2 separate regions of the Homo sapiens genome follow, and region 2 is linked to region 1. A link is a loop called in an ENCODE intact Hi-C map of the cell type or tissue named here. Cell type or tissue: GM12878. All regions are shown on one strand. Each heading gives the region's core, and the rest is flanking DNA. Links, peaks and the distances in the headings are about the cores only.

Region 1 (10,511 bases), core at 144-8,143:
CAACAGAGTGAAACTCTGTAAAAAAAAAAAAAAAAAAAGAAAACTTCATCATAATCCCAGAAATGATGTGAAACACAAAGACAGCAGGGCAGACCTCACAGAGGTGAGATGCTGGGGATGCTCACTGCACGCCATGGGAAAGTCCTCCCTACAGCTTGCTCAGAGACAAGGTGGAATGTGAAGGTAAACTCAGCCTTCTGGGCTCTGTCCTGGGTGAAGGGGTCCCTGAGAGAGCATGCCCTGCTGAGGTGCAGCAGGCTCACTCTGGGGAGACGCCCTCTCTTCTGAGGTTCCGTGAGAAAAGCACACTCCTCATCAGTCTGACTCACACCACACCCGGTCTGTTTTCCTTCGTGGGAAAATGAGATTTCTGTCCATTGGTTTTCTTCCTCCACTAAAGCTGTTGGTTGTTACTTTTGAATGTAATATAAAAATATTTTGCCCTGCTCCTACTCAAAATATGTTCAGTAAAATAAAAATAAATTAAAACAAGTTATTACGCAGCACGGGAGAAGTGGCAAGGCTGCACATTAAAACCCAGAAAAGTAAAATCTTGCCCTGAGGACCTGTCATCTGCATCAGAGACTTGCAAGCACTTCTCAAGGCTGGTTCCTCTACCTCAGGGGTGTCCAGTCTTTTGCCTTCCCTGGGTCACACTGGAAGAACTGTCTTGGGCCACACACAGTATACACTAACACTAGTAATAGTGAAGAGCTTAAAAAAAAAAATCTCATAAGGTCCTAAGAAAGTTTCCGAATTTGTGTTGGGCTGCATTCAAAGCCATCCTGGGCCACATGTGGCTGTGGGTTGGACAAGCCTGCTCTCCCTCTACAGAGGCAGATCGGATCTACTTTCATGGGTCAGAACAAAGCTTTTAAAAAGTGAAAGTCACATCTTTAGTGTTGGCTTTGGTGGTGGGCTTAGCGGGCTCAGCAGGCCCCGCACAGAGAGACCGAGCCTGCTGCGCGTTTGGGTGACTGCGCAGGCGCACTCGGCTTTAACAGGGAGGCTTTCGCTGAGCGCTACTGCTGCTCTCCATGGAACCCGAAGCCCAGTGACGCGGCTGCCCTCTCCTGGGTTTCACAGGGTCTTGACTAGTTAGTGCTCCTGTCATGCCATCCTTGACCACAAAAAATAAACTTACCAGAAGAGAGAAACTTTAAGTAATGTAAAACCTAGCATGGAACCTATGAAATTTTACAGAGAAATAGTAAATTGACAACGAATGCACATCTTTCCTTTTATTTGAAAAGACAATTCACCTAACTGTGTTGACCCTGCATCCCTTTCTGTATGGACAAGAGGTACGAAAATGACTCCTTGAAGCATGACTGTCAGTGTGCGTCAGTGTATCGGGGGACTGGCACAGCATGAGTGATCAAGTCTCTTATCCATCCACAGCAAGAACCCGGGAGCATGACAAAGGGAACGCATGTTACCTGTAGAAGGGGTTCATCCTGCACCCACATGCAGTAGAAGAGCCCCTTCCAGATTTTCAGAAGTTCTTCCTGACTGAAACCTCCTGGAAGGCAAAACAATACAAACATCTTAGAGTCTATGCATCTCTTTTCTTCAAGTTTAGAAAGTGGTGAAGTATCACATACATTTTAATTCTCTTTCGTTTGCACGTCTTTTTAAAAAATTGAAGCAAACATTTCCTTATTGTTATAAAAGAAACACAAATAAATTACTACTGTACCTGCAGCTTTATCAGCTACAGGGTAGGGTGGCAGTGGTGGCCCGGCCTCAGCGTGAGGAAGCAAATGTCATCACAACACAAAATTCATGAACAAAGTGGCCACTTATGAAATCGGCTCCTCATCAACGCCCTCCCCGCCCACCACGTGCAGCCATCCTGCACACTGACATTTTCGCTGGTCTTGTGAAGTAAAACTGCAAATCTTACAAGAGATGCGGGGGACCTGCTCAAGTCATATGAAGCCCCAGCAACGGGCAGCCCCACTTCCGAGGAACAGAAAACCAGCCAGGCTGAGGACACAGGAGCTCCAAACAGTACATCTGAAAGTCAAAGGCCTAGGAAAGGGCCTGGGGACACTGACGCTGCTTTGGAATATTTTTGCAAAAATTACCTTTTAAGGATCCTAGTATAAGGTCAAAAGTGGCTGCCTCCCAGTCACCCTCCCTGTAACGGTGATCATTTACTGTGGCATCACCAGGTTGGCTTTGTCAATCACCCTCCCTGCAACGGTGATCATTTACTGTGGCATCACCAGGTTGGCTTTGTCAATCACCCTCCCTGCAACGGTGATCATTTACTGTGGCATCACCAGGTTGGCTTTGTCAATCACCCTCCCTGTAACGGTGATCATTTACTGCAGCATCACCAGGGTTGGCTTTGTTCTGACTCTAGCTACTCAGGGCTCTACCTCTGCCTTCATGATCTATGATTGAGTGACCAGTCTCGTTCAGCCTTAAATCTCCTGAGTAGACCCCAGGTGTCATAAAGTATTTGCTGACTGACATAAAGAATCACAAAATGATAAGGTAGGTGTACAGTCTTGGAGTTTCCGAGCCTATGGATACATGAAATTAGAACACAAACAGAATCCTCAAGTCTTGATGTGTGTTACAAATGGTCTTTATTAGGATTTTACTAGGAGATCCTAGGAGAAATCTTTTGGAGCAACAAAGTGCTATAAACTAGATGAATGCAAACAAATATTTAGAATCAATGTGATCTTAATACTCCAAAAGATGCTTAAAAAGTGACAAAAAGGGCCAGACGCGGTGGCTCATGCCTGTAATCTCAGCACTTTGGGAGGCTGAGGTGGGCGGATCACGGGGTCAGACGATCAAGACCATCCTCACTAACACAGTGAAACCCCGTCTCTACTAAAAATACAAAAAAAATTAGCCGGGTATGGTGGCGGGCGCCTATAGTCCCAGCTACTCCAGAGGCTGAGGCAGTAGAATGGTGTGAACCCAGGAGGTGGAGTTTGCACTTTGCAGTGAGCTGAGATTGCGCCACTGCACTCCAGCCTGGGCGACAGAGCGAGAGTCCGTCTCTTAAAAAAAAAAAAAAAAGTGACAAAAAGACCTTTTAATGGACCAAAGTTTGTTTAGTGTATTCAGAGTGCGTTAACCTTAATTTACAGGTATTGATTTCCACTTTGCTAAGGGTCTTTCTCCCATCAACAATTTTATAATGGTACATTTTGATTCTTTTTTTTTTTTTTGAGATAGAGTCTTGCTCTGTTGCCCAGGCTGGAGTGCAGTGGCACAATCTAGGCTCACTGCAACCTCTGCCTCCTGGGTTCAAGCGATTCTCCTGCCTCAGCCTCAAGAGTAGCTGGGATTATAGGCGCGTGCCACCACGCCTGGCTAATTTTTTGTATTTTTAGTGGAGACAAGGTTTCACCATGTTGGCCAGGCTGGTCCGGAACTCCTGACCTCAGGTGATCTGCTGGCCTCGGCCTCCCAAAGTGCTGGGAATACTGGCATGAGCCACCACACCCGGCCTGCATTTTGATTCTTTTATGATAGTTTTCCATGTAAAACCAGGATATCAGGAACTAACATAAAACTAGTTTATTAAAGTATATTCCCTTTCACAGTTGGAGAGAAGATGTACCAACTGGTTCTCTTGCCCTCTTGTTATGAACAAGTCATGCCTGGGGATCCTCACGTGGATAATGTAAGTATGGTATGAGTAATAAACCCCACTAGAGCTGAGCCAACTGCGGTCATGATTGCAGTAACTTTTTTTTTCTTGGCCACAGTGACCTGCACTTATATTTAATCATGTTCAAAGACCACATATATCCCCAGTGAATTGAAGGCTTTGGGCAAGGATCATAAATAGCTGCTAAAACATTAGATGAAAAGATATCACCCAGGCGTGGCGGCTCACTTGAGCTCAGGAGTTTGAGACCAGCCTGGGCAACACAGCAAAACCCAATCTCTACAACATTGTACTCCATGGAGCTTGGGCGACAGAGCAAGACCCTGTCTTAAACACACACACACACACACCAACAACAAAACCAAAAAATTGGCAGAGCATGGTGGCATGTGCCTGTAGTCCCAAGTACTCAGGTGGCTGAAGTGGGAGGATGACCTGAGCCCAGGAATTTGAGGCTGCAGTAAGCTATAATCGTGCCACTGCACTCCAACCTGGGCAACAGAGCAACTCTGTCTCTCAAACAAACAAACAAACAAACAAACAAACGATATTAAGAAACTTGAAAGTGGATGTGTCAGACCATCAACACCCAAACCCACCGACCGATCATTAACATGCACAGGCAATAATCACGCATCAGATGCCAGAGGTGATGCCAACAGGAAGAACGCTGCACCAACCTATGAAGTATTCTTACAAAAGTAAGTGTCAAAAAAAAAAACACCCAACTGTGTCAAATCTTAACTATTAATATTAGTTTATAGGAAATACAGGGGACAGAGGAACATGGTAAGTGAGACAACAGGATGCAGTCAACAAACCCCAAATATGTGAAACTCTACAAGGCATATGACCTATGTCCCCAACAAATAAACTGTACAGAAAAAGATGGGTAAGAACTGTTAGATTTTAAGAGCGTCTTGGCAGACATATTAACCAAATGCAGTGGGTGGTCCTCATTTGGATTGCTCATAAAAAACATTTGATGAGAAAAACTAAACAGATTGGATATTTCATGCTATTAAGGATTTTTTTTTTTTTTTTTTGGAGACAGTTTCACTCTGTCGCCCAGGCTGGAGTGCAGTGGTGCAATCTCGGCTCACTGCAACCTCTGCTGCCCAGGTTCAAGCGATTCTCCTGCCTCAGCCTCCCACGTAGCTGGGATTACACGCACCTGCCACCGCACCCAGCTAAGTTTTGTAGTTTTTAATAGAGACGGGGTTTCGCCATGTTGGCCAGGATGGTCTCAGTCTCTTGACCACATGATCCCCCCACCTTGGCCTCCCATAGTGCTGGGATTACAGGCGTGAGCCACCAGGCCTGGCAGCCATGCTAGTTTTAAGGGGGAAAGTGAAGCACAACTTTGTGCAGGAGCTCAACTGCTGGTGCCAGCACCTTGTTTTTCTCCACTGCAACCTCTGCTGCCCCAAAGATTGTCTCCATTCTCAGACAGGCTCCACCTGTGTTACAAGGTGGCTGGGAGCAGGTACAAACTGTGTGTTCTCTTCAAGTCCAGTAAGGAGAGAGCTAGAAACTCCTAAGGACTGAGCAAGAAGATTTTTACCTGCAGAGGGTCACTTGGCTTTTCTTGAACCTGTCCTGTGGCCAAGGGAATTCTGCTGAATTGGCAGAAGCCGCCGCCTCTCCACGTGGGGTAAGCCCCACCCAGACCACAGAGTCCCTCCACACCCTGCTTGAAGGTGGAGAGCCTTGGAGGGAAATCCCAATGTAGCTGCCCAGCAAGGACAAGGAGTGCCCTGAGCCTGACCCCATGCAGTAACCTGGGTCCTTCAAATCCTCTCTTTGGGTTTAAGCTGGTTAATGCTCCTGCACTTCCAGTTGCATCACTGTCTTAGTCTGTTGCGCTGCTATAAAGGAACACCTGACGCTAAGAGGTTTATTTGGCTCGAGGCTCTGCAGGCTGTACAAGCATGGCTCCAGCATCTGCTTCTGGTGAGGACCTCAGGGAGTGTCCCATCTTGGCTGGAGGGGAAGGGGAGTTGTCATGTCACATAGCAAGGGAGGAGGAAGGTGCCAGGCTCTTTAACAGTCAGATCCCACAGGAACTAGGAGTGCGCGCTCATTTAATCCTGAGAATGGCACCAAGGGTTCCGCTGGAACCCAGGAGGCGGAGGTTTCAGTGAGCCAAGATCGCACCACTGCACTCCAGCCTGAGCGACAGAGCAAGACTCCATCTCAAAAAATAAACAAATAAATAAAATAAAATAAAACTAGCATGGCGTAGATGTTCTGTCAAGTTGCAACTGAAAGAGTCCTAACTAATAAAAACACGTTTATTGCAAAGAACCTTACCACCATCAAAGTGATATAATCACAAGCTTGTCTTGCTCCCTGCCTCCTGAATCCCAGGCTCTGAACCAGAGGGACTGATGCAACCTGTCTGATGTGTATCTTTCCAGATCTTTCCTGGGCATTTATTTACAGAACAGTTACAGGTAGTGCAGAAAAGCACAGTTGTGTGTGTGACCTAAATGGCATAATATTCTGTATTCTGGTCTTTCTCACTTAAAAACAGCATATTTATTTCCAGATGGTTTTGTAAGTATACCATTGGGTCAAGCCAACAGTAAGTGATAATGTGGTCTGCCTAGCATCTGCTATGGATAGCCCACACCTGTAACAGGCAAAGGCACAGTATGATGTGCTACAGAGGCGTTCATAATGGAAAACAGTAGATTCTGACGGAGTGACAACAGACCCTGGACAGTGGGCAGCAAAGTGGGCTGGGTGAGTAATATGGGTTGGCTGTGTCCCCACCCAAATCTCACCTTGAATTGTAATAATCCCCACGTGGTGGGAGGGACCCAGTGGGAGGTAACTGAATCACGGGGACGGGTTTTTCTCATGCTGTTCTCGTGAGACTGAATAAGTCTCATGAGATCTAACGGTTTTATAAAGGGGAGCTCTCCTGCACATACCCGCTTGCCTGCCGCCATGGATGACCTGCCTTTGCTTTGTTTCTCCTTTGCTGTCTGCCATGATTGTGAGGCCTCCCCAGCCATGTGGAACTGTGAGTCCATTAAACCTATTTCCTTTATAAATTACCCAGTCTCCGGAGTGTCTTTATTAGCAGCGTGAGAACAGGCTAATACAATGAGAAAAGATACTCTGATTGTCTCTTTTCTAGGAGGCAACAGAGTAGCACGGAAACAAACCTTGGCTCAGGCCCCAGCTTCCTGCTGACAGGGGCCCAGTATCAGAAAACTGTCAACTGACTTTTGGGCCTCAGTTCTATCACCTATACTATATGAAAGATTTATTGTTAGGGTCAAGCCCAAGACGTGTGAAACACTGTAAGAACAAAGCACTATTGAGTTGGTGAGAGATTACAATAATAATTGTCTCACTTTCTATTCCTAGGAATACATTTTACATTTTGTTCCCTTTTTTCTTTTTCTTTTTTTTTTTTTTTTTGAGACGGAGTTTTACTCTTGTTGCCCAGGCTGCAGTGCAATGGTGCGATCTTGGTTCACTGCCTCCCGGGTTCAGGTGATTTTCCTCCCTCAGCCTCCCAACCTCAGGTGATCCACCCGCCTCGGCTTCCCAAAGTGTTGGGATTACAGGCGTGAGCCACTGCGCCCGGCCCATTTTGTTCCCTTTTAAAACATCTATTTTCCATTTATGTCTGTGTGTGTGTGTTCACCTAGGAATCTAATAAAAACAAGCCACCAATTTTTGAAGTATTCAAAGTAAAAGAGAGAAATGCTCATTACTGAATTACTTTCAAAGCTCTGAAAGGCAAAGTACATTATCTGAAGCAGTTTGGTTTCATCAGTCTTGTCTTCTCTATTTTCTTCTTGGGGCTAAATTTCTTAAACTTAATACTACTGTTTTTACAACAATACAATATAGGTTTATTTATTTCAAAATGAATGAGGTAGGCCAGGTACAGTGGCTCACTTCTGTAATCCCAGCACTTTGGGAGACCGAGGTGGGCAGATCACCTGAGGTCAGGAGTTCAAGACCAGCCTGGCCATCATAGAGTGAAACCCTGTCTCTACTAAAAAAATACAAAAATTAGCTGGGCATGGTGGTGCATGCCTGTAGTCCCAGCTACTTGGGAAGCTGAGGCAGGATAATCGCTTGAACCTGGGAGGTGGAGGTTGCAGTGAGCCGAGATTGTGCCACTGCACTCCAGCCTGGGCGACAGAGCAAGTCTCTGTCTCTCAAAAAAACAAAAACAAAGGCTGGGCACGGTGTGGCTCACACCTGTAATCCCAGCACTTTGAGAGGCCTAGGCGGGCGGATCATGAGGTCAGGAGCTCAAGACCAGCCTGGCCAACATGGTGAAACACCGTCTCTACTAAAAACACAAAAATTAGCCAGGCGTGGTGGTGGGCGCTCGCTACTCGGGAGGGTGAGGCGGGAGAATTGCTTGAAACTGGAAGGTGGAGGTTGCAGTTAGCAGAGATCGCGCTGTTGCACTTCAGCCTGGGTGAAAGAGTGAAACTCTGTCTCAAAAAACAAAAACACACAAAACAAACGAGGTAAACATCAAAGTGAGACATGTAGACATGTGAAATATTAGTAAGTTTTGAAATGAGCAAATCCAACAGCCACTCTCACCACGCAATGAGCCCAGAAGCCATTTTAGATGGGGGTAAAGTGTTAAACTTGAACACACCCCAGTGTCAGAACATCCACAACTTCTATTTATTATAACTCTTGGATAGAGAGAACCCTAACCCCATCATTATAAAAAAACTTATATCCTCCATCATCTACACTGAATCTAATATAGCATCAACCATAAGATGTACTGTTATTTTGTATGCTGCCAAAAAGAAAGCAATGATACAAATGAAATTGTCACTGGGTTGATTTTGGGATGCCTCCCCATTTTAGTCAATATTTTTAAAGTTGCAGAACTGATAAGATAGGCAGGGATGGTCTGTTTTGTTCACTGCTATATTCCCAGTGCCAAGAATAGCGTACATAATAGTACACAGTTGGCACTCCATAAATGTTTGCTAAATATATGAATGAATGAATGAATTGGGACAAATAAGCTCTTATGGATGAAAGCCATGGAGAGTGATCATTTTATGACTGTGAGCACCCAACTTGAACAGTTAAAGCAAGAGCGCAACACTGTTACTTAAAGCAATACAAAGATTTCCAATTTATTTTTAAAATGACAAAGCTATCTATTGATGTTGCTGCAGAACAGCTCATGTTTCAGGAAGAGTGATAGCTCACATTTCCTTTATGATGCCTAAGACAAGATGCAGAAAAGTTGGAGCCTGTCATCGGGAGTCGAATGTCAGGCCAAGTTATTTCCAAACTTGTGCTGTAATTGTGATGGGGCATAGCTGTGGTGGAGACCTTGTGTTTTCTTGTCCCATTATCACTGTCCACGACGTTCATGCTGCGGAGTTATTTTCTGAAGGTCCACTGTACTCCATGCAATGTGGTGGTGAACAAGATATACAAGACAAGTCACTCTGGGTGTGATAGGCACTAACCAGACAGGACTCTGGAGCACTGGTGTAAACTGGTCTTAGGCCCCCGCATAACCTCTGCATTTGCAAATCCTGGGCTGGCTCACCAAAGGGTTTGAGCAAAAGGCTCTGTCTAGGCTGTCTTAGCACCGTAAGTATTGCCTCTGGTCTTCCACTCTTGTACAGGCCAAGACCTTTTACGGTTGCATGTACTCCCACTTCTGGCTAAGAAAACAGATGGAAGCTTACGGTGTTTCGGGAGAAGGATGACACATTGATAATTAAGAAGCAATGTAGCTAAGTGCTACAACAGAGACACAATGGATGTTTTAGAACCCTGGAGGAGTAGGGCAAGATGCTAGGCGAGGCTTTTTGAAGGAAGTGATACTGAACTGAATGCTGGCAGTGAAGAAGGTGTGGGATTCTTTGCAGAGTGAACAGGAGAAGCAAAGGCAGAGAGGTGAGAAATTGTGTGCTGTACACCAAGAACCATCACCGATTCTGTTGACGGAACATGAAGCAGTTACACGGGGCTTAGGCAGGAAGAGCACCTGAGGACAGATCATGACTTGCAGACACTGAATTTCAAAAAATATTGGTGATGTGGGATCAGATTTGTTTTAGGAAGATGACCCTGGGCTGGTCTGTGGAGGACAGATTCCTGGGGACACAAGTGAAGTTAAGGAGACCAGTTGGGGAATATGCGGGCGCAGAAGTTTCGGTGAGATACAAAGAGCCCACGGTCAAGAATTTATGTCATCAGGAGGTGAACGAGGGAGGACGGGGGTCCTCCCACTGGATGTGGGCCAGGGGAAGAGGATGAGGAATTCAGAGGAGTCCAGGACAATCCCGTGTGTCCGGCTGGAATCTGAATGGCTGGTGGGAACCAGCAACCAAAAGAAAAGAAAACAGGTGGCAGTGGAGCAGCAGCAGAGAACAGGATTTCGGGGAAAGAAAACAGAACTTTTTTTGGCATCCTGAGTGTGAGGTGCCAGGTAGAGAAGCCAGGCTAGCAAGGCACATCCGAGCTGCAAGTAGGAATGGGCTGGGACAACAATTTAGGTTTAGAAACCACCAGCATATATGGGGTACCTGGAACTGTGAGACTAAACAAAATCTCTTGGGGAGATTCTTAACAGAATCAAAGTCAGGAATTTTGGTCTTTATTCCTTTTTCTATCAGACTTCCCAGGAAAGTGTATTTTCTTTTTTTGGGTAGTCTGGTGATTTCTCTTAAAAATAAAACAAACTGAGAATGTCAGTGATGGGGGAGATAATATCTGTTCTTTTAAGCAGATTCTAAATGTATTAGTACCATCAGTAACTAAATAAAACTTTATCTTAAAACCTCTATTACACATTGTAGTTCATATTGTATGGGCTCACTCAAGAGTTTATAGAAAGTAT
Region 2 (10,511 bases), core at 1,721-9,720, 250 kb before region 1:
ACACCTTGCTGTAAAAATTTTAAACCAAGACGAGGTACATGGTCAGAAGGGAATGCTCAGCCCTCACCCCGTCTCCATCCCCAGGACTGACCACTGTTCAAATCTGGTATTGGCTGGTGGCTCATGCCTGTAATCCCAGCACTCTGGGAGGCTGAGGCAGGCAGATCAGGAGTTTGAGACTAGCCTAGGCAACATGGCAAAACCCTGTCTCTTTTTTTTTTTTTTTTTTTTTTTGAGACAGAGTCTTCCTCTGTCGCCTAGACTGGAGTGAGATGGTGCAATCTTGGCTCACTGCAACCTCCACCTCCTGGGTTCAAGCAATTCTCCGGGTTCAAGCAATTCTCCTGCCTCAGCCTCCCAAGTAGCTGGGATCACAGGTATGCTCCACCACGCCCAGCTAACTTTTTGTGTTTTTAGTAGAGACGGGGTTTTGCCAGGTTGGCCAGGCTGGTCTTGAACTCCTGACCTCAAGTGATCCACCCACCTCGGCCTCCCAAAGTGCTGGGATTACAGGCATCAGCCACTATGCCCAGCCCTCCTTTTTATTAAAAAAAAAAAAAAAAAAAAAAAAAAAAAGGCCAGCGTAGCTCACGGAAGCTACCCCAGCAGCACGACACAGAGCTCTTTTCTTAAATGCCGCAGCATGGAAACCCAGGAACGCGCCGTGGGGGCTGGGGGCTCCTCTCGTGCACGCGTGGCCCCTGAAGCTGCCTGTTCTCTGTGAGAATGAAACACCCGAGCCAACGCTGGGCCACCCCAGGGGATCCCGGATAAAATCACCCCCAGTCCTGCCACACAGATGCGCATGCCCTCCCTGCTGGACCACCCCGCTGTCCTACGTGTTACCTGACGTGGTCCCCAGAGAAACAGCTTGTTCAGCCAAGGACGGCAGAGCGAAGGCTCAGCACCCCCTTGGCGCCAGTGCGTTACTCAAGAACACTCCAGATTTCACCGCTGCTGGAGGACAGGGCTGAGGAGCTGGAGTCCATGTCCCAAGCAGGCGTCTGTGTCTCAGGCAAAAGTCTACAGATGACCTGTACCCTGGTGCTGACCCAGCGGGAGAAGGCAAGCCGCAGCCACCGTACCACTGAATGCTCCAGTGGCCACAGTAAAACACAGAGAAAAGTGGAATTAACTTTAACGATGTGTTTTACCTAATCCAACATATCCAAAATATCACAGACTTCTCCATCGGACACTGAAATCCAGTACCTATTTCCAGCTCTCAGGGCCTCACACGTGGGCCTCGCCGCTTCTCCTGGGCAGGCAGCTACATGGCGCCGGCGGCCACCACACCAGAGAGGCCAGCTCTGGGTTTGTTACTCCCAGGACATTTGCAGCAGACGAGGATTGGCCTGCCCTGACGGAGAAGGTGGAATGGACTTGGGAGTCCTGCTGTGGCACGTCCTGACAGAGCTCTGTGTGGGAATGTGGGCGCTGGAGACAGGCGCAGGCCAGATGCATGAATGTCACAGGTGCCCAAGTCAACACAGGGTTATGGGGTGCAGGGGCAACAAGCCACGGGGCTACAAGGGGTCAATGCCCCCTGAGGGGACAGAGCGGAGCTGGAGGCGCTGGGGCTGGGGCTGAGGAAGAGTCCAGCCCAGAGGGCACAGACTTGGAGACAGCATGGGGTCTGAGACCAGGACCCCAAGCTCCCGTTCTCCCTCCCCCTTTTGTCTACCCACAATGACTCAGGTGCCTCAAAGTCAGCCAGGGAAGAAAGAGAGTTCTGCTCAGGGGCAGCCCCGCTGTCCTTACCTTGTTGGACCCCGGGGGCAGGTCCCTGGCTGGAGTGTGTGAGCAGCAGGAGGTGGCAGAAGTGTGGGGCCCTGGCTTTTATCTGCTGCCCAGACTGGGAGGGGCAGGAGGGTGGGGAGGAAGAAATCTTGCTGGATCCTCTCTTGCCTGAGCAGGGAGGAGGACTCTGCCCTCTTCCCCGCATGACCCAGAGTCTCTGCAAGCCAGGACGGCAGAAGCAGCCAGCAGCATGGCTGGGAGCAACCACAGGAGGGCCCGGGACAGTGCCTACGGCCGCTCACGGCAGCTGAGCCAGCGCCAGCGAGGGGAGAGAGTCCTGCCAGGGTGGGCACCGTGGCCGTCTTCCCGTTCTCATCATCACAGAGACACTGACCAAGAGGATATGACCAGGCCCCACACTCACAAAAGAGGCCAAGCCAGAAGTCGAACGACCATGTGTCGGCGCCCTGGCTGAAGTGCAGTGAGGAAGGACTCGCAAAGAAACAAGAAAATGCCTCTTCTCACACAGCTCAGGTAAAAGGTCAAAGACACACGGGGCTTGAAATCCTGACAACTCTGCCAAGTTGTAGGAGGCTCGGGCTGCCATCCCAAAACGCACATTCCCACACGCCTCTCCAACACGGCAGCCCTGGACTCAGCCCACAGGGTGACAGCCCAAGCCCCTTGCGGCAGGGTGGGGCTCAGGGGGAGTCTTCAAAAGAAAAGCCCAGGCGTGCCCTTCTCGACCTTCCTGCCTGGAATGCAGATGAAACAGCCGGGGCAAGGCAGCCATCTCGAGACCAGCGAGCCACAGCTAGGACAGAAGCCGGGGCCGGAGCATGATGTCGGAGGAGGTCAGGGTCTCTGCGGCATGGCAGGGAAGTGGCCGCCACCCTGACCGCCTGATTGCTAACAGGAGGAAGATGGATCTGCTGTTCGTGAAAGTGCTTGCAAAGGCAGAGCCTGCTCCTCACGGGAGCGGACCTGGGGAGCTGTGTGATAAGCAGCAGGTATTTATTGGTCTTAGTCCCTGGTTCCTGACACAAAGCTCATAAATTCCTTGTAATTTCCTGAGTGGGAAGGGTGACAGGAGCATCTTTTGTTCTATTTGGTTCTTGTACAAAGTTCTTAAAACCTTACATTTTCCTGGCTCGGCGCGATGGCTCACGCCTGTAATCCCAGCACTTTGGGAGGCCGAGGCGGGCGGGTCACGAGGTCAGGAGATTGAGATCATCCTGGCTAACACGGTGAAACCCCGTCTCTGCTAAAAAAAAAAAAAAAATACAAAAAAATTAGGCAGGCGTGCTGGCGGGCACCTGTAGTCCCAGCTACTCGGGAGGCTGAGACAGAATGGCGTGAACCCAGGAGGTGGAGCTTGCAGTGAGCTGAGATCACGCCACTGCACTCCAGCCTGGGCAACAGAGCGAGACTCCGTCTCAAAAAAAACCAAAAAAAACACCTTACATTTCCTACAGGATGGGAGCATCTACTGTTACTCCTAACAAGCCTTTCAATCTCACCTGAGTGACAGGAGACTTGCGGGGCCCTCGACAGCACTCCCCAGCCCCCTGCCGTCCTCCAGGAAGGACAGGGGCTGGAGACCAGGCTCCCTCAAAACTCTTGTACAATGGACTTCAGGGTGGTGAACTCACCCACATGCTGGGAGGCCCGTGCACCCCAGCTCCCCAGGGACAGAAGCCCTGGTACCCAGGATCCCCCAGGCCTCACTCTGTACCCCTTTCCCCCTGGCTGTCCATCGGATCCTTCGTAACACCCTCTACCAGAAACCAGCAGACACAGCTGGTATTTCCCTGAGTTCTGTGAGCTGTCCTGGCAAATGTTCAAACTCGAGGGCATCATGGGAACCCCAGCTTCCAGCCAGTTGGGTCATGGATCACAACCTGGGATTGGCATCTGACAGTGGGGCAGTCTTGTGGGACTGGGCCCTGGCCCTGGGGGATCTGACGCGTCAGAACTCAATGGAATTGGAGGGCGCCTGGGTGGGTGCCCTGGAGCACTGCTTGTGGGGAAACATCCACGCATCTCACGGCAGAAGTGTTCTGTGTTGAGTATGAGAGTGCAGTAGGGAGAAAATCTTTCTTTCCTTTTCACAGGGGACAAACTAACGAGTATTAAACTATAGATCCTGACATCAGCGCAGGCTGCTTCCCGAGGCGTTGCCCGGTCCCCGAGTGCATGAATCTGGAGGTACATGGAGTGCCCCCCAGACAGCGACTCCCCCCACCCCCTACTTCATGCCAGTGTCCCTTCCTGCAGCACAAGGAGCCCTGGGCACTGGTGGTGTGCTGGTGAGCACAGGTCCCCGAGGCTGCGAGCCTCATGGCACGCCTGGCTGGATTCCATCCCCTCTAGGAAAGAACCCAGTGCTCTCTGGGTTTGTTCTCCTTGTGCCAGCACAGACACCTGCAGCTGGTTTTCTTTGGGAAGCACACCCTTCACAAAGTCTAAAAACCCCGTGTGAGCATGGGGAGAAAGAAACAGGGACTCCTGACACAGAACAGACGCTCGCACCCCAGAGCCCGCCCCGCTGGGGACAGGCGCCCCATGCCCAGACCCCAGGCTGGCTCTGCCACCACCACTGGGCAGCCAGTCACATCACACAGCGAAAAAATGCAGCCAATCCTCATGGCAGCCCCTATGCTGACGGAGTGACCTGCCTGGCACGTGGCTCCTGAGCCACAGCCCCTGTGCTGGGAGACCCTACACTGACGGAGTGCCCTGCCTGGCACATGGCTCCTGAGCCACAGCCCCTGAGCTGGGAGACCCCATGGAAGCCCAGAGCACACTGTTGTTTCCCACAGAGCAGGTAGCTCCAGCCCAGACTTCAGCCTTTGGTCACAGGTCACAGACTGTGCCGGGGGGGACCCAGGCCCAGAGTCTCTGTGCCCCCTGCCATGCAGGCCTCTCTTCCAGGGACACAGGGACACTCTCCTCCACGTGCTGCCTGCCTTGAGGGTGGGGTTAAGGAGGGTCCCAGGGAGACTCTCCTCCACTCGCTGCCTGCCTTGAGGGTGGGGTTAAGGAGGGTCACAAGCCAGCAGCCTCCTTCGAGGACTGAAGCAGGTCCCTGCCTGGCTCGGCCCAGCGTCCTGGGGGCTGCACTCCTTCGCACGCACGCTTCCCCCCACGCTTCCTGTTTGCTGATGTGTTCACCATCCTCGCCTCGCCACCCCCACAAGAACAGGAGCCTCCTCCGTCACATCCACTCCTCGTCCCCAGGCTGAGAAAGGCCCTGATAAATGCATCACACACGTGCTCTGTGCGACTCCCCCACAAGCCTGGGCCTCCACATGCACCAAGGCCCCCGGGTGACTCATCCCCGTCCCCAGGTGACTTCCAAAAAAGGAAACCTTTTCCATTATAAAAAATCTCCCCCAAATAAGGAAGCCCACATTCTCACAACAATCTATCAAGTATTTGCTAAACCTTCACAAAAATGGCATCGAGAGACAGAGAAATCAGGAAAAGAATGTCCCAACACTCACACTGATGGTGACCCCCGGGGAGCTGTGAAATGTCCTCTCCACACTCACCCCACACCTTGGTGGGGGAGACAGGCCCGCCGTCCCCAGACACCCAGCTTGGGGTGGGAGGCTGTCAGGAGGTTAGTATCGTGTTAAAAAAGTAATTAACGCTTTATCCCTGGGGGAAAAAAAAAAGAGCTCAGAGAATCAACAGTGTGGAGCTAATTACTGATTAACAAAAGAACCACCACCAACCCCGGCTTTTGATTGCGGACCCAGCGAAGTGACTTCAAAGGCACCACAAAACTAACAAGCGCTCCAGGGCTGCTCATCACCTGGTGCAGCCCAGAGTCTCACCCGCAGGAAACAAACTCTTCTTTCCTTCTGTCCCCACATTCAACACTCAACACAGAATGCTCTGCTCACCAAAACGGGTGGGGATTTCGGCATCAGAAAATCCCATGGCGCCAGGGCTCGCCCTGGAGACTGCCCCACTTGTGACCTGTGCTCCTGACCACCGGGTCAGGATGCTGATCCTAGCTTGTGACCTGTGCTCCTGACCACCCGGCTAAGCTGGGGTTCCCACGGTGCCCTCCTTGAGTTTGATCATTTGCTAGGACGGCTCACAGAACTCTGGGAACACCGTCTACTGGTTTATTATAAAGGGTGTTATGAAGGATCCGGATGGACAGCTGGGCGGAGAGGAGCACAGGGCGAGGCCTGGGGTGTCCAGGGCACAGGAGTGTCCAGTGCTTCTGACTGACCAGCTACAGGGTGGCTTTCCAATGACTCCCCCTCAGGTTCAATTAATTTGCCAGAGCAGCTCACAGAACTCAGGGAGACACATTTACTGTTTTGTCTTGTTTTGTTTTTTTGAGGCAGAGTCTTGCTCTGTTGCCCAGGCTGGAATGCAGTGGCCCGATCTCGGCTCACTGCAAGCTCCGCCTCCAGGGTTCACGCCATTCTCCTGCCTCAGCCTGCTGAGTAGCTGGAACTACAGGTGCCCGCCACCACGCCCGGCTAAGTTTTTGTATTTTTAGTAGATATGGGGTTTCACCGTGGTCTTGATCTCCTGACCTCGTGATCTGCCCGCCTCAGCCTCCCAAAGTGCTGGGATTACAGGCGTGAGCCACCGCGCCTGGCCTCATTTACTGGTTTTTATAAAGGATGTTACAAAAGATACAGATGAAGAGATGCACAGGGTGAGGTATGGGGCAGGGAGCTCGGAGCTGCTGTACCCTCCCCAGGGCTCCACCCTCCGGGAACCTCCCCGTGCTTAGCAGCCTGCAAGCCCCCAAACGCTGTCCTTGAGGGAGTCTGTGGAGGCTTCATTACACAGGCACGATCGAGCAGAACACCGGCCACTGGTGATCCACTCCACCTCTGCGGGCTCCCTCCCCTCCCCAGAGGTCCACGGGTGGAGTCCCAACCTCTAATTACATGGTCAGTTGCCCTGGCAACCAGTCCCCCAGGAGGCTGTCCTGGAGCCCCAGCCACAGTCACCTCATTAGCAAAAAAAAAGACACTCAGCACTAAAGGTTGTAGGAGCTGTGTGCCCAGAGCCAGGGCCAGAGACCAAAGTATGTTTCTGATTACATCACACTATCACACTCACCAAGCATCACCTGCCCAGCTGCGCTGTCTCCTCTCAGCCGAGTCACACTCACACACACATTCAACACTCACACGCACACACACACTCTCACACTGACACATTCACGCTTTACACACACCCTTACACACACACACTCACTCACAATCTCTCACACACACACACACAGGGCTGAAGACATGATGAGTGTCCCAGCATGCAGTGGGGGAAGAAATGGACTAAAAAGACACAGCCTCGCACTCTGGGAGGGGTGCGGACGTGGTCACACCCCCGCCTGCAGTGCACTCCTGTCCCTTCTCCAAGCTTCAGGTGACAACCAGGATCCTGTCTGGAGACCCCCCGCGGACTCCAAGCATGGAGATGCAGACGCCCGCATGGCACCCACACATGAGGAAAGCCGGTTTGAAAACACCATGGAACCAAAGTCCCGGCTCCAAGATCTTTACACTATTTGGGAAGAAAACAGAGACACCCATGCTTGCGTCAGCAGTACGTGTACTAAAACCGGAACGAGGCAGAGAAGATTAGCGTGGCTCCTGCAGAAGGACGACATGCAAATTCGTGAAGCATTCCACATTTTTGGCTGGCATGGATGTGGTGAACAGGGAACACCTCTACATTGCTGGTGGGAATGTAAACTAGTACAACCACTGTGGAAACAGCATGGAGATTCCTTAAAGAACTAAAAGTAGATCCACCATTCGATCCAGCAATCCCACTCCTGGGTATCTACCAGAGGAAAAGAAGCCATGAGCGGAAAAAGACATATGCATGTTTGCAGCAAGATGACTTGCAATTGCAAGGATACAGAACCAACCTAAAGCATCCATGGACCGAAGAGTGAATAAAGAACACGTGGTCCATATACACCACGGAATACTACTCAGCCATCAAAAGGGACAAAATAATGTCTCACAGCAACTTGGATGGAGCTGGAGGCCATTATTCTAAGTGAAGAAACTCAGGAACGGAAAACCAAAAACTGTTCTCACTTATAAGTGGGAGCTAAGCTATGAGAACGCAAAAACATAGAGTGATATAATGGACAGGGAAATTGGGAAGGGGGTGAGGGATAGAGACTCTATATTGGGTCCAGTGTACCACTGCTCGGGTGACAGGTGCACTAAAATCTCAGAATTCGCCACTAAAGAACCTGTCCGCATAACCAAAATCCACCTGTACCCCACACACTAGTGAAGTTTAAAAAAAAAGAAAATAGAGACACCGGTAAACTTTTGTGACATCAAGCATGCATCCTAACATTTAAGGACGACACTCCAAGAATATAAATGATGGACAGATGTGTGACTTCTGCAGTAGGAGAAACAGGAAATAAAAACAAACTTCACCCAGTCTCAGAGCAGGCAGGAAAGTGAAGGAAAAGAATGTTAAGTAATAACGATGGTGATGGTAAAGTAGAAAGTTAAGACAAAAAAAGAAAAAAAAGTTAAACACATAAGTAATCACAAGTATAAACAGCATTTAAAAATTTAGCTGTCAGCCGGCAGGGGTAGCTCACACCTGTAATCCCAGCACTTTGGGAGGCTGAGCCATGCAGATGGCTTGAGGCCAGGAGTTCAAGACCAGCCTGGCTAACATGGTGAAACCCCATCTCTACTAAAAATAGAAAAATTAGCTGGGCGTGGTGGCGCACGCCTGTAATTCCAGCTACTCAGGAGGAGAATCACTGGAACCCGGGAGACGGAGATTGCGGTGAGCCAAGATCGTACCACTGCACTTCAGCCTGGGTGGCAGAGCAAGAGTCAGTCTCAAAAAAAAAAAAAAAAGCCAGCAGTCTGCCAGATTGCTAGATTTACAGAGACACACAAAGCTAAAATGTAACCAAGTGTCCCCCATTTTTCTGTTTCTAAATTATTTTTATCTCTTCTCTTCTCTTGTCTCCATTTCCCCCTGTTCCCCACTTCCTACATAGCCCTTTAGAAATGCAATTATACCCTTTTCCCTTCCATTCACTGGACACTGCCGATGGGGCAAGCTCACCTAACCATGTGCTCAGGAGCTCCAGGGGAACCCTCAGCCACCAGGTGGCTACCTCTAGAGACAACAATTGATCCACACCCAAAGTGCTGTTATGAACTAACTCTCTCCACCTGGAAAGTTCTGGCCACCTACAACACCCACAACACCCACAACCGCCGCAACACCCACAACCTCCACAACCCAACACCCACAACTCCCACAACACCCACAACTCCCACAACACCCACAACTCCAACACCCACAACCCCCACAACACCCATAACACAACACCCACAACACAACACCCACAACACCCACAACACCCACAACCCCAACACCCACAACCCCCACAACACCAACAACCCCTACAACACCAACATCCACAACACCCACAACCCCCACAACACCCATAACACAACACCCCCAACACCCACACCCCCTACAACCCCCACAACACCCACAACACCCACACCCCCTACAACACCCACAACACCCGCAACCCCTACAACCCCCACAACCCCCACAACACTCACAACTCCTACAACACCCACAACACAACACCCACAACCCCCACAACACCCACAACACAACCCCCACAATACCCACAATACCCACAACACCCCAACACAGTTCTGCCGGGGAAGATGCCAACTCGACCACCCGGTAGATAAGGCAGCGAAACGAGTTATGCGGACCCCCACCTGCCAGCCTCCTCCCCTGTGTGCCACACATCCCCCCACCTTTAAAAGTTCCCACTTTCTGCTCCAAAAGCAAAGTGGTACCCTCACTTTACCTCTTCCCCTAAGCTAGCTTTGGAATAAAGTCACTTTCTTTATACCCGACGTGCTCTTGTTAATTGGACTCTGCCAGCAGCAAGCGACTAAACCTGTGTTTTGGTCACAGAAACTGTGAAACTGTGTCACACAGAGGCAGAACTTAAAGGCAGAGAGGACACACAGACGGACACCAACGTGGAGATGACTGGAGTGGGAGCGTAAAGCTGCACTCTATAAAACACCTGCAACCAGACGGCAGACCTGAGCGCCTGGAGGGCTCAGCAGAGACCCGGAGGGAGGGTTGTGCCACGGCAGTGCAGGGCAGCAGAAGGAGGAGCAGCGGGACCGCGCCGGCAACAGGCTCACAGCACCCAGAGGGGCGGATGTGCCCTGGATGGAGGTGACGAGCAAGAAGGCTGACAGCGGTACGTGTGTGGGGGGCGGGGGCGGGGGTGCTTACCGTGTGCTTTGAGGACAACCCAGCAAATGGGGCGGTGGGGCAGGCCAGGGCAGAGTGGGCCCCCCTCACTTGCCCGCAGGGTGCCCGGGAGTGGGGAGAGGAAACAGCTTGGCTCTGGGACAGGAGAGAGGGGCCACGGGCTCTGCCACCGTCACTGTTCCTAGAGAAGCAACAGACCTTACCCAAAAAGGAGCAGCCTGAGGATCTTAGATACAGACACGAGCACGAGGCGGCCACAAACAAGACTCCAACTTCCCCGGCTATCCGCTCAACACCACCAAAAACTCGACCGAAGTGAAACAAAAACCCAGAGAGGCAAGAGCAGAAACCACGCATGGGAAGATGCAGGCGTCTGTGCTGTGTGTGCGAACGTGCATGTATTTTATCTGCAACTCCCTAAAATACACAAAATGACCACAGCCCTGGTCCAAACACACCAATCATATCTACCGATACAA

The links. Hi-C counts contacts between places; a loop is a spot of excess contacts. Peaks named below come from ENCODE experiments on the same cell type or tissue, not always from the same donor. Only the 100,000 strongest peaks of a DNase experiment are listed, where the experiment ranks them.
Region 2: a loop joins it to region 1, with 6 times the contacts of the local background. A loop is called at or near these places in 2 of 110 quality-filtered maps.

Annotation. Positions count from the first base shown.
Region 1 is chr21:43,660,895-43,671,405 of GRCh38, reverse strand. RRP1B (ribosomal RNA processing 1B) reads right to left here. Exons shown (of 16, transcript NM_015056.3): 2 at 1,440-1,522. Among named protein-coding and RNA genes, the nearest start is that of RRP1B, 6.6 kb to the right of the region's middle. RefSeq lists an enhancer at 8,045-8,104. In GM12878, for the core only: no CTCF peak of the experiment used is centred there; no DNase peak of the experiment used is centred there; H3K4me3 peaks cover 458 bases; H3K27ac peaks cover 652 bases.
Region 2 is chr21:43,916,702-43,927,212 of GRCh38, reverse strand. All of the region lies in intron 2 of AGPAT3 (1-acylglycerol-3-phosphate O-acyltransferase 3), which reads right to left. It also overlaps the pseudogene RNU6-859P. Among named protein-coding and RNA genes, the nearest start is that of AGPAT3, 57 kb to the right of the region's middle. RefSeq lists enhancers at 1,308-2,207, 4,006-4,903, 4,780-5,029, 5,371-5,665, 5,804-6,701 and 5 more and a silencer at 8,900-8,949. In GM12878, for the core only: a CTCF peak has its summit at 8,865 (motif pointing right); DNase peaks (open chromatin) are centred at 4,952, 5,482, 6,742, 8,850 and 2 weaker places; H3K4me3 peaks cover 3,080 bases; H3K27ac peaks cover 3,102 bases.